Linked DNA regions of Homo sapiens: region 1 is linked to region 2. A link is an interaction called in ENCODE POLR2A ChIA-PET data of the cell type or tissue named here. Cell type or tissue: PC-9. All regions are shown on one strand. Links, peaks and the distances in the headings refer to the core of each region. The heading gives the core; the rest is flanking DNA. Region 1 has its middle 110 kb from the start of MIR1252. Region 2 overlaps PAWR (pro-apoptotic WT1 regulator).

Region 1 (8,343 bases), core at 276-8,275, 150 kb after region 2:
TTTTGTTTTTCTCACCATCAAATACTCAATCTCACTCTTAGGAAAAAAAAAATGGAATTTTTGATCTTAACACTGCCAGTTGGGCTGGCCAAGGTGCTGTGCTTGTGGTTTTGCTTTACACTTGGTCCTAGCCCTATAACATAGTAAGGAATAGGGATAAGATTTCTGCAATTAGTTATCATGCAAAGTAATTGGTCTAGGCCTTTTTTAAAAGGTTTAGCTCCTGGCCATGAGAAGAATGGTACTTCCTCCTATGGCATTTAAAGTCTGTCTACTCAGATACCTTTTTCTTTCCAGGCCTTCTTTTCCATGTGCTAAAATAATATCTACTGCCTTATAGTAAGCCCACTCCAAAGTTCAGCGAAAGAGAGGGAGCATCTCTTCTTTATGTCTCCAGTTTAGGAGTGAGAAAACTTTCTCAGAAAACTTCCCACTTCCTTCTGTGTCTCATTAACCAAGACTGAATCATATGTTCACTTTTGAAGCCAATGGCCAGTCAAGGGAATAGGATTCTCATTGGTGGATTATACTGTCCGCAGGGAGTGGAATGAATATTGGAAAGTCAACTTTTATGAACACTACACGTTGCTTACCTCTCTCATAGCACTTTTCACACCATTTTGTAGTGTTCTCTTTATTTTTCTCTTTTCTGTAATAGGTTAAGGATCCTGTCTTATTTATTTATTTTTTCTCTCCAGGTCCACCAGGAGTTTATAATATGATTAGCAATATAATATCAATTCAGATATGAAATACACACACACACACACACACACACACACACACACACACACACACACACACATACACTTTAAGTAGATGCATTTACATGCTGCATTGTGTCTTTGAATTGGGGTGCCCTAACTGAATCAGCAATATAAAAGGTCATGATAGCAAAGTCCACTGGAAATGCCTTTCCACTGAAAAACTACAGTGACAGTAGTTTTTCCAGTCTTTTCAGATCCCCTAAAGTCTGATATGCCTCCATCTATGTCGTCCTATAGCTCCATATTCACATGATTTTTGGTCAATCCTCCTTGGATGCAGTCATGTTTATGAGGGTTTTCGTATAGTCAAAAGATCTTTACAAGTCTCTTATTCTCTTTATTCTCTGTTTCCTTGAAGGTACTTAGAGCTGCAGTAAAACAGGTATTTGAAGGTCTCCTGTGGTACAGCACCATCATTTGAACAGTTTTGTCAGGCATTATTGGTCAAAATGGTTGGCTAGAACATAAAATAAATGGAGAGAGACCATACTGGAATAAACAAGATACTTAGGGCAGCATAGTAGAGTGCTCAGTGGCTGACAGAGTATAAAACAGTCTACTGCACTCATGGCAAAACAGAAAATCTATATCTACCAATGAAAGGAAAAATGCATATGAACAATGATTTATAAAACATTTTTGGAAAATAATTCAGACAAATAAGCTTAAAAGGAATAGATGCTACATAGAATGATATTAGATAAGGGCTGGGCGCAGTGGCTCACACCTGTAACCCCAACACTTTGGGAGGCCGAGGTGGGTGGATCACCTGAGGTCAGGAGTTTGAGAGCAGCCTGACTGACATGGTAAAACCCCTTCACTACTAAAAATACAAAATTAGCCAGGCGTGGTGGTGGATGCTTGTAATCCCAACTACTTGGGAGGCTGAGGCAGGAGAATTACTTGAACCCAGGAGGCAGAGGTTGCAGTGAGCTAAGATCATGCCACTGCACTCCAGCCTAGGCAATAGACTGAAACTCCATCTCAAAAAAAGAAAACAACAATGACAACGATGTGCTGTACTACCATTTATTATATGCTAATATAGCAAATGGTAGCATAGTAAACTAGTTTGGGATGTCTATCAGCCCATATCTTCTTTTTCAGATGTGAATCAATAGCCCCTGCTGAAAGGATAGGTTTAGGTGGCTAGGTGTGTACCATGGAACCCACATCTCTGGCCCCACAGATTGCACCAGGAATGTGAATACCTGACCTAAGCTGAACAAGTTATATTTTCTTTCTCAGTTTCCTTAATGACCCCAAAACTGTATTTAGATAGTGTTGAGTTGGGCCTAGTGCCTCAAATGGGCTTTAGTTACAATTAAATTTGGCTTTGAGGGGCAGAAAGCAAAAATTACAATGCCTAAGCAAGATGGTAACTTATTTTTCTCTGATGTAAATATAGGCAGTCCTGAAGGCTCATCTGGCTAGCCATTTCATGATCATCAGGGACTCAGACCCCTTCTGTCTTATTGCTCTACCATTTTCAACATGTGGCTTTTACCCAGTCGCAGGCTGGTAAACTGGCCCTCTGGGGGGGAAAATGGCATAATTTGTAGCATTTGCCTGATTTTCATGGTGGAAATACTCCCACCATGGCCAATTTCAAGCTACAATGGTTTAACAACCAGCTTGCAGAATTCCTCAATGTTTAATCATCTGCTCTCCCAAGCTCATATAAGCCAGATCTAGCACACCTCTGTTTCTCTGTCATGGTCCAAAATGGCTGCCCTCGCTCCAGACATTAGAATTGCATTTCAATCAATAGAATGGAAGAAATTGGAAGAAAAGATCAAACTCCTTCCCTTTTTAGGATATCTTCTGGGAAGTGTGCACAGCTCTTCCACTTAAATCTCATTGGTGAGAATTTTAACACATGTCCACACCTAGATGAGAAATGTATTCTTTATTCTGGGCCACCATTCACCACCTATTTGGGTGTTCTCTTAATAAAGAAGCAGAGGAGATTAAATTTTGGTGAAAATTAGTAATCTCTGTCACTAATAATAACACTAGTTCCATATAAAAGCCCAAGTTAGTGAGGAACCAGAAGATCCAGTTAAAAAGAAGTTAGTTTTCAGAGTGAGATGAATTGGAGTGGATTACAGCAGAAATCCTAAATATGCAGCTTCAGATAGAGAAAAGATCAGTGCCTATTATCTAAATTTTAGTGTGACCATTGATAACACCCCCTTTTTCATCTCCTGAGTTCCAAACCAATTGAGGGACAGATAATTAAGTCAGGCACATGGAAATAAAAGTGTCACCTAAGCCATTTGGAGGACAACTTTTTTTTTTTTTTTTTGAGATGGAGTCTCGCTCTGTCACCAGGCTGGAGTGCAGTGGCCCAATCTCAGTTCACTGTAACCTCTGCCTTGCGGGTTCAAGCGATTCTCCTGCCTCAGCTTCCTGAGTAGCTGGGCCTACAGGCACATGCCACCACGGCCAGCTAATTTTTGTATTTTTAGGAGAGATGAGGTTTCACCATGTTGGCCAGCATGGTCTATCTCTTGACCTTGTGATCCGCCTGCCTTGGCCTCACAAAGTGCTGGGATTACAGGCATGAGCCACCACACCCAACCAGGAGGACAACTTTAATCTTGCAGTATCAAGGGGCTTACCAACTTCACTGCAGAAATAAACTTATCTACCTAATCAAAGGCAGACTTGGAAAACTGCAGTGCTGCCCACCGTCCCATCCTGGTTTTTCCCTGCTGTGGGGACCTGCCCTTGAACGCCCCATTCAGAAGATTCCCAAGGAGAAGAAAGGAAAGGGCTGCACAAAGCATGTGTAGTTTCTTCCTTCAAACTCACCAGTCAGATAATTGATTAAGATTGATTGAGGGTTAAGGAGAGAGGCCAGTATATGTCTATTCATATTGCAACATGAGGAGTAAGTGCTCTTATCTAATACTTAAGACTTTCAAACCTGTTGAGGTTTAGCTCATTATCCTGCAATTGGATTATGGGAAATCCATCCGAATCCTTACCACTATCTACACTTATTTAAGCTAACACAGATGGGTTCTTTTACAACGAAACAGTCCCTAAGACAGAAATGTAATTAACAGCTACATTGTGTGAGTCAGAGACTTAAATGTTGTGGGAGTTCATAAGACAGTTATAAGAAAGGGTTGGAGCAGACAAAGGATTTTTTATGTAAGTGGTGGAATGTAAGCTTAAATCTTAATGTCTGGGCAGGATTTTTGATAGGTGGAGGGAATGCAAAGTGTTACGGTCGAGGGGAACTTCATGGATGAAATGGGAATGAGGGAAATGGACATGGCATGGTCAAGGCATGGAGAGGAGACTACAAAGTCTAACTGAGATGCCTGTTGAAGAGCAGTGGAAAATCAAGTTAGGCAACTTGGGAGCAAGATTATGTACAACTGTAACAGAGGAGTATGTAGTTGATGGGGAAGGAAATTGGGAGTCATTGCAAAAATGTGGTGTTTTTCACAGATATTCTGGAGAAAGTATTATTCCCTGAACTTAATAGTTGTACAGAGCACAGATTCCCTTTTTTGCTTAAACCAGTTAAACTATATATCCCTGACTAATACATTTCACTTATAGGGTATAGGGAAGTAATTCTCAAACTTCTACATGCACTATAATAAATTGGAGGATTTGTTAAAATACAGATGCTGGGCCCTACTACCGCAGCTTCCAATGCAGTAGATCTGGGATGGGACTCAAGAATTTTTTTTTTTTTTTGGTTGGGCACAGTGGCTTACGCCTGTAATCCCAACACTTTGCGAGGCTGAGGTGGGAAGATCACTTGAAGCCAGGAGTTTGAAACCAGACTGCACAAAAAAGTGAGACTCTGTCTCATAAATAAATGAGTAAATAAAATGAAAAAGAATTTTTACTTTTAGGAAGGCCCAGGTGATGTTAATGCTGCTGGGATTATACTTTGAGAGTCAGTAAGATGAATGCTGGCCTAGGATGAATCATTTTGAGTTTTGAATAAGTGAATGAATGAAAATGAATTCCCTAAATCATAAAATGAGAAATCAGATGAAATGGCCTCTGAGGTCTTTTTGAGTCTATGCTCCTGTGATTCTAAACTACAGAATACCCCATTCACATTTTTTTCATATAATGAAATCTCAGTGTTTACTAAGATTGCTTTCATCTTTTGTTACTGCATTCATTTTACATGAGAGGCTCATATCATTCCGTAAGTGGGAATCTCAAGGCAGGTGTTTGGACTTCAGATGTTTTCTTGAGAGAGAAGGACCTCTTAACACGGGTCCTCCATGCTTCTGCACTCAAGAAAATAAAAAAGGAAAAAAGAAAAGCAGCAGTGAATTCCAATCTTGCCCATACTGCTTTAAAAGGTTAAAAGTGAGAGGATGAGACTTTCTAAAGGAAAAGTGTGGTTGACTCCCTACCTGAAGCTTTGGAGAGCATTTACCCAAACTGTTAACATTTCAGCCTTAAGAAAATATTTACCCAATTCATAATTGTCCAAAACAATCAGCTGGATATCTGGCCAAAGGAGTCAAGGCTTCCTGGTGAGCTCAAACTTTCGTCACGGATGACCGGGCAGGCTGATTTAGCCACAGGGGGAGGGATATTTGTCAACACTTGGAGCAGAGCTCTCCTTACTCTAACAGGCCTGCATACTGTTAGCTGAGTAAAGGCTGGTCTATGGTCGGGCGCGGTGGCTCACGCCTGTAATCCCAGCACTTTGGGAGGCCGAGGCGGGCGGATCACGAGGTCAGGAGATCGAGACCATCCTGGCTAATAAGGTGAAACGCCGTCTCTACTAAAAATACAGAAAATTAGCTGGGCATGGTGGTGGTTGCCTGTAGTCCCAGCTACTCGGGAGCCTGAGGCAGGAGAATGGTGTGAACCCGGGAGGCGGAGCTGGCAGTGAGCCGAGATCGTGCCACTGCACTCCAGCCTGGGCAACAGAGCCAGACTCCATCTCAAAAAAAAAAAAAAAAAAAGTCTGGTCTAAGCAGCTGCTGTCAGCCATACGGGGAACTATGGTCCGATTGGGGGATTTGATGAATTTCATTTTGACTGATCTTATGTTATTTGCATACATTTCTGTCTAAACCCATTATATTGTAAACTGCTTTGAGGTTGGGCTGTACCTTACTCATCATTGTATTCCACACAGTGAATATCCATCAATAATATTCTCAATACATATTTATGTCCTAAAACTGAACACTGATAGTTGTAAGCAGAGTTCGTAATACTTAAGGTCAGAATCTTCTGGAGGGGGAAGAGAGGTGAATTAGAGTCCATGCTACTAATATAATGCTTTTCAGTTCACCTTAGCTTGCTCATTTTGATCCCATTGCTTAAAATGTCCTTTAACCACAACCACTGACAAATTCTTATTCATTCTTGGAAACCAAGCTCAATTATTGCCTCCTCTGTAAAACTTAACCTTTTTTTGTACTAATTCTGTCCTTTAAATATCCTTGCAATTATTTCATAAATGAAAATTAATTGTTTACTTGTCTGAATTATGAACGACTTGAGAGAAGAGTCTGGTTTTGAAGTTTTTAACTGAATTGACAACCACAGTGTAGACAAAGCAGACAGCTGCTGTGTGGTACCATTTTACAGGTTCAGGTAAAACTCCCCTATCATCTCCCTACCTGTTCTCTTTTTCTGGAAAACATACTATAATTCAGAGCTCTGATTCCTGTTCGTTTCCTTAGCTCCTTGAGAAAGGTCATCCTTGAAGCTTCTAGCGAACATTTATTTTAATGCTAGGGAGTTCTGATTTCTTGCACAGAGGATGTTTTGATAGGAAAAGAACTTGAGCAACAGGAGCATGGGGGAGAGTGGAGATGAGGGTTTATCTTGCTTGAGTCACCAAAGATAAACTTTGCCTAGTTTCTAATTTCACCAACAGCTGAAGCCTTCTAATGGGTTAGTCCAATGAAAGACCCAGTAGTACATAGTGGAGCTCATTCTACCCACTGAAGCTAGGGAAGGAAAGAATTCTACTATTTCCATCAGTCATTTGTTGAAACTGGGTCTGAAATGGTTTTAAAGTCTTCAGCGGTAAACCAGTAGAAGCTGCGTAGCTCTTTGTTTGAGTGTTGCTGTGTTACTAGAAATCAGACTATGCTTTGGTGCCTTGAAGACCCAAAATTGCAATGTATGAAATCCTAAGAAATGTTAAAAATATTTCTGAGCCTTTTGGGAAGAGATTATTAACTTATCTCTGCACCTGATCTCCTGGAAACTGAGCCAGTTGGACATTGATTAGGTCTTGATTTAGTGTCACTCGTAATGATTGACAGTTTTATGAAGGATCTTTTTTCCTAGGCAAAGGTCAAGGGATGCAAGTCAATGGAAAACATTTCTTTTCAGAAAAGAGAGTGCTGCCTCTGCTAGTTTCCATAGCTGCATCTCTATGTATCTACACATAGGGAATTATTTGCTTTAAATTGTCTCATTTCTGGATCTGACTAGAATGAATTTTGTGTTTTGTATTTGTGATTTTTATACATGTCAGAGTGTTTACTGACAGAGATGCAATAGTTAAAAGCGAAAATTGCTGAACAGCTTCAAGCGTGCTATGGAAATAAGAGGCGGGAAGATGGGAAAGACAGCATGTAAATAATCAAATATTTATTGGCCCCTGATTCATAATTAATTTTTAGAAATACCATATCCAATCTAGATAAGAATAAAATACTCTTTATCATTCTGATATTTTGTGCATATGTTTTTACAGATTATAATCTCTTATACACACTTTCCCAAATTTTCTCACTGGTCACTTAGGTAACATACCTATATTCTATTGCCTGTCTCCCTTGTTTTTCCACACAGTGGAGCTGTAACTGCACTAAGATGGAGCAAACAGATTTCCAAAGATTAAGATTCAGTAAATTATAGTGAGAATTGACAAGAAGTTTCTGTTTATCCATTGACCAGAGAAGGGAAATAATTCATCAAGTTTAGTTTGAAGGTCTCAGGATGTTGAAATCAGACTTTTACATCTTAATCCAGTGAGAATGAAAAATGAACTACTTATAGTGTCTGCCCATGACAAGTCATTTCTTTGCTTAGGGATGCAAATCGTATCACACAGTGGTCTGAAATATTCCTTTCAAAGAGATAAGCTGTTTGTTTTTCAAAATGGAGCTTCCAGGTGTGCTAATTCTGAACACGAAGCTTTGTTATTTGGAGAAGAATATCCTTTTATGGTGGTACTAGGTTAGTTGGCAAATATTTACTAATGCATACTTTGTGCTAGGAACTGTTGTGTTCATGAGGACAGAGAAAAGAACAACACAGATGACTCCTTGTCTGTACATAGCTTCCACTTTAGTGGGAGGAGACAAATGATAAAAGTGCAGCCATGAGAAGATAAGATAAAGTGATGCATTACAGATTGACTAAATTGGTTAAGGAAGATCTCTCAGAAGAGGCCAGGCGCGGTGGCTCACACCTGTAATCCCAGCACTTTGGGAGGCCGAGGCACATGGATCATGAGGTCAGGAGTTCAAGATCAGCCTGGCCAAGATGGTGAAACCCCGTCTCTACTAAAAATACAAAAAATTAGCTGGGCGTGATGGTGGGCGCCTGT
Region 2 (8,343 bases), core at 331-8,330:
CTAATTCAATTCCGTGCCCTCTTTGTCCCTTCACCCCACCCTGTAATATTGAATGGGTCTGGGATGGATCCCAGGCATTAATATTTTTATAAGTTCCCCATTTGATTCAAATGTGAGTCAGTGATAACAACTGTTGGACTGCAGTCTGGGTATAGAAATGAATAGGACATAAGCCTTGCCCACGAGGTGCTCTCAGGTAATATAAGGAAATGTGAAAAGTAGAGTAGTAAGTATAGCTTAGTGCCTGAGCAGGGTACCTAACCCAGGGAGGAGGAGTGATAGTTGAAGAAAGCTTCCTAGACAGTTACATACTTGTTTCCAGGGGGTTTGTGAAGTTACTGCCATTGAGTAGGGTTGTGTGAATGGGTTAATGGAGATGGGTGCCATAGAAAATGTAATCTTTGAATAGGTAGAGGTGGCACTGAAGTTTTGGTTTAAGTATAAAAGTTAACATATACAGTATTTAAAACTTCTGTTTTAAAATAGTGGTTGGCTAAAGTGGTTTAGCTTTAGTGGTTGGCTAAAGTGCTTTATGTACTGAAGTTCACAGCAATCTCATGTGGTAGTTACACTGTTTATCACTATTTCCAGAGGAGAAAATGAAGACTTAGAGCTTAAATGATTCAAGATCACATAGAAAGTAACTGATAGAGCAATATTTTAAACATTTTTGTGTATTTTGTGTGTATGTATATATCTAGGGAAAGGGGAGTTTTTAAAAATTAACCTACTTTTCATTATTCAGCATATTTCCCTAGATTTTTACATAACTTTTTATTAAAGATTATCTTAAGTAATTTAAACATCTGAATGAGGAAAACAGTAAAGGTATGGAATTGAATAGAATTTCAGGTCAAATTTGTGGACTCAGAGATTGCCTCTGACCCTCTAACCTATAGAGTGGCAAAATTTTGAACACCAGGCTCTCGGCAAAACGTAAATTTATTTTTGGCTAGTGGTCAGAAAATGTGAATCTTTGATTTTACCTAAGTGATATATTGTTTTTCTATCAAGATGGGGTCATGACACCTACTCCATAGTTTGAACTCGTGTTGGTGAAAGGGAAGATAAAGGAGCATTTAACATATAGAAAGCACTTTTAAGTGAACACAGGTTAGGTCATAATTATTTAGTATGTTTATTGAACATTATATATAGGACAAGTTCCACTTAGTAAACTTTATAAATCCAGGTGGATTAAGAAATGCCTTTTGTTATTCCCATTATGCTCCAGACTGTCTACCTTTCTGTGTGATGAGTCAGGAGAGAAACTAATAATGACTCAGAGTTGGAGAAAATTTGATTCGTGAATGGGGTAGATATAGTGTAAACACTGAGACTGTTTAGTGTAAAACCTGGGCTATTAGCCCAGCTTTCCTAAATGTTTGAGCTCACTGGTAAAGTAAATTGAAATTTTAATATTATCAGGATTTGTACTGAGTTGTCTGAGCTGGGATGTCATTTCTCATAAAAATAATAATTACATAATTAAAGTAGATGACATTTATGGTGTGCTTATTAAGTGCCAGGCACTGTTCTAAGCACTTGACATACATTAGTGCATTTAATTCTCACCACAGCCCTATGGGAAAATGGGGAAGAGAAGGTATGTTACTTGCTTCAGGTCATACATGTAGTGAGAAGTAGATTAGAGATAGTTTGCACTCACAGTCTTGTGCGTAATAAACCATCTTACTACACTTCAGTGTATTACATACTGTATACCTAGTTTAAGAAATACAAAGAATATTTTAGTGTTAAATTGTTAGTATATGACTATGGAATTTAAAAATAGCCCTATTTATAGAACATAGATGAAGTGAGACTTTAATGGAAAATTTTGAGAACAAATGAATATATAAACACTGGCATTAAAATTCTTATTTAAAATCATTATCAAGCTAGTGGCCTGTTTATACTATTTTCTTTGTTTTTTTCTTTCTTTCTTTTTTTTTTGAGGTGGAGTCTTGCTCTGTTGCCCAGGCTGGAGTACAGTGGCATGTGGTGTGATCTCAGCTCACTGCAGCCTCCACCTCCCGGGTTCAAGCAATTCTCCTGCGTCAGTCTCCCAAGTAGCTGGGACTGCAGGTGTGCACCACCATGCCTGGCTAATTTTTGTATTTTTAGTAGAGATGGTGTTTCGCCATGTTGGCCAGGCTGCTCTCAAACTTCCAGCCTCAAGTGATCTACCCGCCTCAGCCTCCCAAAGTGCTTGGATTACAGGTGGGAGCTACCGTACCAAGCCTATCTATGCTATTTATTATTTCTGCATTTTTTTTTTAGCACCTATGATGTGTGCCAGAAAATAATTATGCCATTTAATAGCAAGGTTGATATAATGTTTTATAAGTATAAAATTATTGGCAAATATTAGGGTTTGACATTTTCTCTGTGCTTTTTTTCCTTTTTTAAAAATTGAGATATAATTCACATACAATAAAATTTACCCTTTTAAAGTGTACAGTTCAGTGGTTTTTTAGTATTCACACGGTGTGCTCTTAAGTGCTTTTATATTTTCATCTTTATTTTTCATTATGTTCTTAGAACCTCTGGTCCCTAAATTTTAGCTTTCCTTTCAGTAAAGTGATATGGTATTCAAATTATGAGAAGCCATTAACTTAAAATAATTTAATATCAGCCTTTCCCACTTTACAGAGAAAATGAAATTATGGTAGGATCTCCTCAATTTTAAGTTTCTTAAAACTTGGGCACCTACTACCATTTGTTTGCAGTGGAGTTTAGTATAATAGGTATTTATTAGGTTTGTGCAAAAGTAATCACAGTTTTTGCCATTGAAAGTAATGGCACCAGCCTAATAGTTGGATTACTTTTGCAAAAACCTAACAATTTAACTGAGTGTAATACTTTCACCTTAATAAAACTTTTACATATCTTTCATGGAGATCTGCAAAGCTCTGTCATCTAAACATTTGGGAACATTGATTCAGAGTTAAAAAAAAAAAAAAAAGGAGTTTCCACTGCTTACCACTTTAGTTACAGTACTAGAATCAGTGTCCTAAAAGATGTTTCTGGGGGGACCATCTCTACCAGTATCACTTTTGCCATTTATTTAAAATCAGATTTCTGGAATCCACCCCAGTCTGGGTTAGGGATGTTATCTGAGAGTCTGCATTTTAACTTGAGTGATTTTGGTACACACTAAAGTTTGGGAAGAACTAACTTAAATACCCTGTACTAGTTTACTGATCCGTCAAATGAAATGAATGCTGGTTATCTAACAGGATTGTTACATGAATTAAATAAAATGATGTTTGTGAAAATGTTATAAAAATGCCCAAATCAGAAATTGTAGTTACTGTATAGGTTAATTTCCTATGAGGTTGTTAAACATTTTCATTTTTTTCTTCCAATTTAAAACTGTGCATATTTTAACAGACAGGTTGAGCTACTTGGAAATTCAAAGTACTTTAAACATTTATGTAATGTCACATACTTAGTGCAAAATGCTCTGTCTGCTTTGCCTCTTTTCCAGAATTTAGACAAGTCTAGACTACAGAAACACCTCAAATAGTTAATGCGTAATTAGAACTTTACTTTCACTCATTTTTAATTTTTACATATCTTTAAGTGAAAGCATATACTTGTGTTTATAAATGTATTTGATAATTAGCAACTCAAACTTTTAAAGCATTGTGTTTGCCATCTTATCAAACTACTATCAAGTGCAAACATTTTTCCCATTGATTACAAATCTTACATGTTAGACCTATAGGCATCCTTGACTGGCAATTGATTTTGAACATATTTGGTTAACTGCTGAGTCAACTTTCTGTTTAGATCTTAGGCAAATGTGTTATAGCCATATACCTACATGTATAGAATTGAGCCTCAGCCACCTGTTACATTCTCCTTAGGCTATGTAAAAATACACAGGGCACCATGGCTGAACGACATTGTAGGAATATTTAAATTCTAAAAGCAGCAAAATCACACACTTCAAAGGTAAAAAGAGCTCCAGCAAGTTCAAATCTTAGCATGTCAGTTGACTAGTAAAATGTTTATTCTGTGATAGTTTTTGGAGATTTTGTCCAGCAAAATTTTGTGGGTCACAGTGTATTTTTCAATGATAGTCTCATTTATTTTAAGTAGTTGAAGAAATAGGGCAGTTGTATTCTGAAAATTAATATTTTGTTAGGTTTTGCTGAAGTGAACAGATAGGAGAGAATTTATATTGTGGATTACAATTCTGTGGCAGCTGAAACTTTGTTTTCAGGCTCTTCATAATAAATTCTGTGGGGCCAGGTGCCATAGCTCACACCTCTAATGCTACCACTTTGAGAAGCTAAGGTGGGAGAATCAATTGAGCCCAGGAGGTCGAGCCTGCAGTGAGCCGTGACTGCTCAACTGCACTACAGCCTGGGTGACAAAGTGAGACCCTGGCTCAGAAAAACTCAAACAAAACAAAACTCTAGGGGGACTAAGAGAATAGGATAAATAAACATAATAATATACAGTTTGAAATACAGAACTGAAACAGATGAAATTAACTTAAAAAGACATCTTTCAGACTAAGCTTATCTATGGTCATGTAAGCAAACTACTTAATATTTTAGAATTTGCAGGTTACATAAAGTATCAATTGATTTTCTATTATTTTGGAGTTTTTTCCAGAATATTTTTAGTAGTATTTAAAAAGAATGTAAATCTCAGAACAGAGTTAACATTCAGAAGATGGTGCTTGAGGAATAGGAATAAAAAGTACGATTGTATTAGCTGAAATAATCAAAGAAGTTACTTTTAGGTTTCAAATTCTTGAAAGACTTCTCCATATCCTATAATGTAAGCAAAAGTTGATGCAAATCAAATTTATGTAATCCTAATTTTTTTCTGCTAGTAGAAGTAATGTGTTAAAAAAAAGGCAGTGTGTTCACTGTAGTTCTCTCATGGAAATAAATCCAAGGAAAGGTAGAAAAACCTGTTATCTTATACATATTAATATTTGTGTTTCTATTCTTATTTTTTTGAATCTACTTGAGAAATGGAACCACACTATTGATTTGTGTGTATACTTAACCACTCATCATGAGTATTTTTATGATGTTATTCTATAACTTCAAAAATAGGGGTGGATGTGTATGTATCTTTTGTTGTATGTTTTTTAGAGACAGGGATCTTGCTTGTTCCCCAGGCTGCAGTACTATGGTGTGATGACTCAGCCTCAAACTCCTGGGCTCAAGTGATCCTCTTGCCTCAGCCTACCAAGCAGCTGAGAGTACAGGCATGAGCCACCATGTCCAGTTGGATGCATGTGTTTTGTGCTGTTTGATATTAAAATACTTAACCATTACTTCATTGGGAAAGGACCTTACTGCTTATCTGCCTTATTATGTGGCTTTTTGATTAGCCCATAAATAGTCTTAGATAAATAGCCCTTTCCTTTCCTTTCCTCCCCTCCCCTCCCCTCCCCACCCCTCCCCTCCCCTCCCTTCTTCTCCTTTTTTCTGAGACAGGATCTCTGTCACCCAGGCTCAGTGCAGTGGCACGATCATGGCTCACTGCAGACTCAACCTCCTGAGTTCAAGAGATCCTCCCACGTGAGCCTCCTGAGTAGCTGGGACTGCAGGCTTGCACCACCACATTGGGCTAATTTTTTAATTTGTTTGTAGAGATGGGGTCTCAGTATGTTGCTGGTCTTGAACTCCTACACGCAAATGCTTCTCTCACCTTGGCCTCTCAAAGTGTTGTTGGGATTACAGGTGTGAGCCACTCCACCTGGTCTATTTTTTTCTTTTCATATATTGTGTTTCCTGAAACATTGCTCAGGAAAAGTGTTTGTGCCATTGAAAGAGTCTCATAGGTTCAGATAATTGTGAAGGATGACCAGAGGTTTTTTCTTTTTTTAAACCTCTATAACCTTTGATTTCACTGGGAAGTTGGTGGTTGGAGCTGGAGTAATTATAAATGTATGTATGCTGTAGCTGAAATAAGTTCCTGAAACTCATCATGGTATGCAAAATTGTGCAGTAAAAACTGTAGGGCATATGTGAAAATGGAGTTTGGGGCATAACACTCAAAAACTTTGTCAATGGCATTTAAAAAGATAGAAACCTAATAAAAACTAGCAGTTTCACACATGTTAAATGCTTAATAAGTACATAAATACTACAACAAATATGACACTTTACTTTGAAAAATACCTAAACTTTTTGAAAAGTGTTAGAAGGATCCCAGCTTGTGAATTACTGTAAAATGGTAGGAGGAAGGTTATCTGAAATTGGAGTGAGAGTGTTACACCAGATGTGGATGGGTGTAGCTCATAACGTATGCAGTGAACTGACGTAACTGGCAGATGTTTGAGGTGTGTATGCATATATTTCTACGTGACTGGGTTGCAGTTATCTGTGCCTGCTGAGCATTTCTTGCATTTGAACATAAGCAAACACAAAATTAGTGTTATTCTCAACTTGTTCCCTAACATGTGTTCATATCAGTGGCATTGGGACAAATCCATGTTTTTCTAAACAAATGTTATAGTGCGTATATGTCTACCCATGCATAGATATCTGTATCCCCATCAATCTGTCTAAAATATGTAAAACGTTGTAAAAACATAGAAAACAATGGCTTGGGAAGATCAATCCAAGTAATGACATAGAGGAAAGGTATAGGAAGCAGAGAAATGGGAGTACTCATATAAGAGTATACTAATAATGATCGCTAGGGCAATAGTGGTAGAAAAGGAAAGAAAGAATAGATTTCAGAGATATTTCATTGGCATTAAAAATTACATAACTGGATGTTTTGAGCTGGAAAAGTGTTTAGAGATCATCTAGCCCATTACAAAAAACAAAACATTAATGTAGTCTTTCCAGAAAGCTTTTACCTCAAAACTTAAGTTGCATTTCAACCTCAACCTTTTTCCTCTAGCTGAGTCTAGCATATCCCCCACTGCTCCTGGCCCCACCAGGCTAATACTACTGCCGTATCAGGGATTTTATTTTATTACCTCTTACTTAAATACTCAGCCTCTACCTCCTGGTTCATCTTGTCATGCAGAAATGTTCCCTTAATTTTGCTTTACCTTCAGCTTACTGTTTTTTCTCCATAATTGGTCAGTTTCTTAAAGGCAACATTTTCACCTGCTGACTGTTCATTTCTTACTACAGTACTGAAATTCATCTCTCTAAGGTTGCCTGTGACCTTTTTTTTGTACCAGTGTCACCAAACTTGTGACCTCTTAATTGCCGAATGTGACAGCTTCTTTCATTCCATTTGTCCTCTCTGTAGCATTTGCCCTGTCACTCCTCTCATATGCTGCAGCATTTTTTATAGATTCTTTTATAAGAATCTATATGTAAATGTTTCTTCAGAAACATATGAATGCCTGTTGTGTGCCCCAGGCTCAGTGCTGTGTGATAGAAAATATTCACCAGTCTTTAAGGAACTTCTAATCTTTCAGGGAAAGAGATAAATAATTAGAGGTTAGTATAATAACAACTATGATGGAGAAAAGAGCAAAGTACTGAACTAGCACAGAAAAGGGGGCCATGGGCCGGGCACAGTGGCTTTCACCTGTTATCTCAGCAGATTGGGAGACTTAGGCAGGAGGATTGCTTGAGCCCAGGAATTTTAGGCTGCCGTTAGCTATGATAATGCCACTGCACTTCAGCCTGGGTGACAGAGTGAGACCTTGTCTCTAACCACCATCCTGTGCCTCCCACCCCCGCCAAAAAAAAAAAAAAAATACCCTAAAGGGAGCCATTAATTAAGGAAGTCAATAAAGGCTTTACATAACATGAGGTGGTATTATGCTTTAGGTCTCAGTTGGTAAGAAAGATTCTCCAAGTGAAGAGGGGAACAGGGTAACATTTCAGGTAGAGCAAATAGCACGTGCAAAGGCACAGAACTGGGAAGTAATAGAAATAATAACTTTATATTGCATGCCTGCTGTATGTCCAGAACTGCACAGAAGGCTTTCCATGGGTTACATCTAATCTTCACATTAACTCATGAGGTAGGTTTTTATTTTTATCATTTTACAAGATGAGGAAGTTGAGCCTCAAAGAAGTTATGACTTGCCCAAAGGCCATCCTGGCAGAACTTGGCTTTGACTCCAGATCTGTTTGGGTGCCAGTGCCCACACATTGGTTATCATTGTTGGAAATAAGCAGGATATGTTCTAACAGAGGAAATGGTGATGTTCAGAAAATTCATGATGGGGAGTGAATGGAGAACAGTTAAAGAGGATTGATATGGACCAATTGTGTTGGATTTTAATGCCATGCCAAAGAATTCAGACTTTATTCTGCTGTTCAGTATTGTTGACTGGGTACTTCCTTCCTCTGTCCATATCTGTTTATGCAACAACTCTCACAGGTTTTG

Evidence for each region. Peaks named below come from ENCODE experiments on the same cell type or tissue, not always from the same donor. Only the 100,000 strongest peaks of a DNase experiment are listed, where the experiment ranks them.
Region 1: POLR2A ChIA-PET joins it to region 2 with 10 read pairs; 14 of 35 experiments call an interaction of 5 or more read pairs at or near these places.

Annotation. Positions count from the first base shown.
Region 1 is chr12:79,530,015-79,538,357 of GRCh38, reverse strand. No RefSeq gene overlaps it. Among named protein-coding and RNA genes, the nearest start is that of MIR1252, 110 kb to the right of the region's middle. RefSeq lists an enhancer at 5,019-5,519. In PC-9, for the core only: no CTCF peak of the experiment used is centred there; a DNase peak (open chromatin) is centred at 5,267.
Region 2 is chr12:79,678,231-79,686,573 of GRCh38, reverse strand. The region is part of intron 2 of PAWR (pro-apoptotic WT1 regulator); the gene reads left to right. Among named protein-coding and RNA genes, the nearest start is that of PPP1R12A-AS2, 7.6 kb to the left of the region's middle. In PC-9, for the core only: no CTCF peak of the experiment used is centred there; a DNase peak (open chromatin) is centred at 1,263; H3K4me3 peaks cover 1,737 bases; H3K27ac peaks cover 1,770 bases.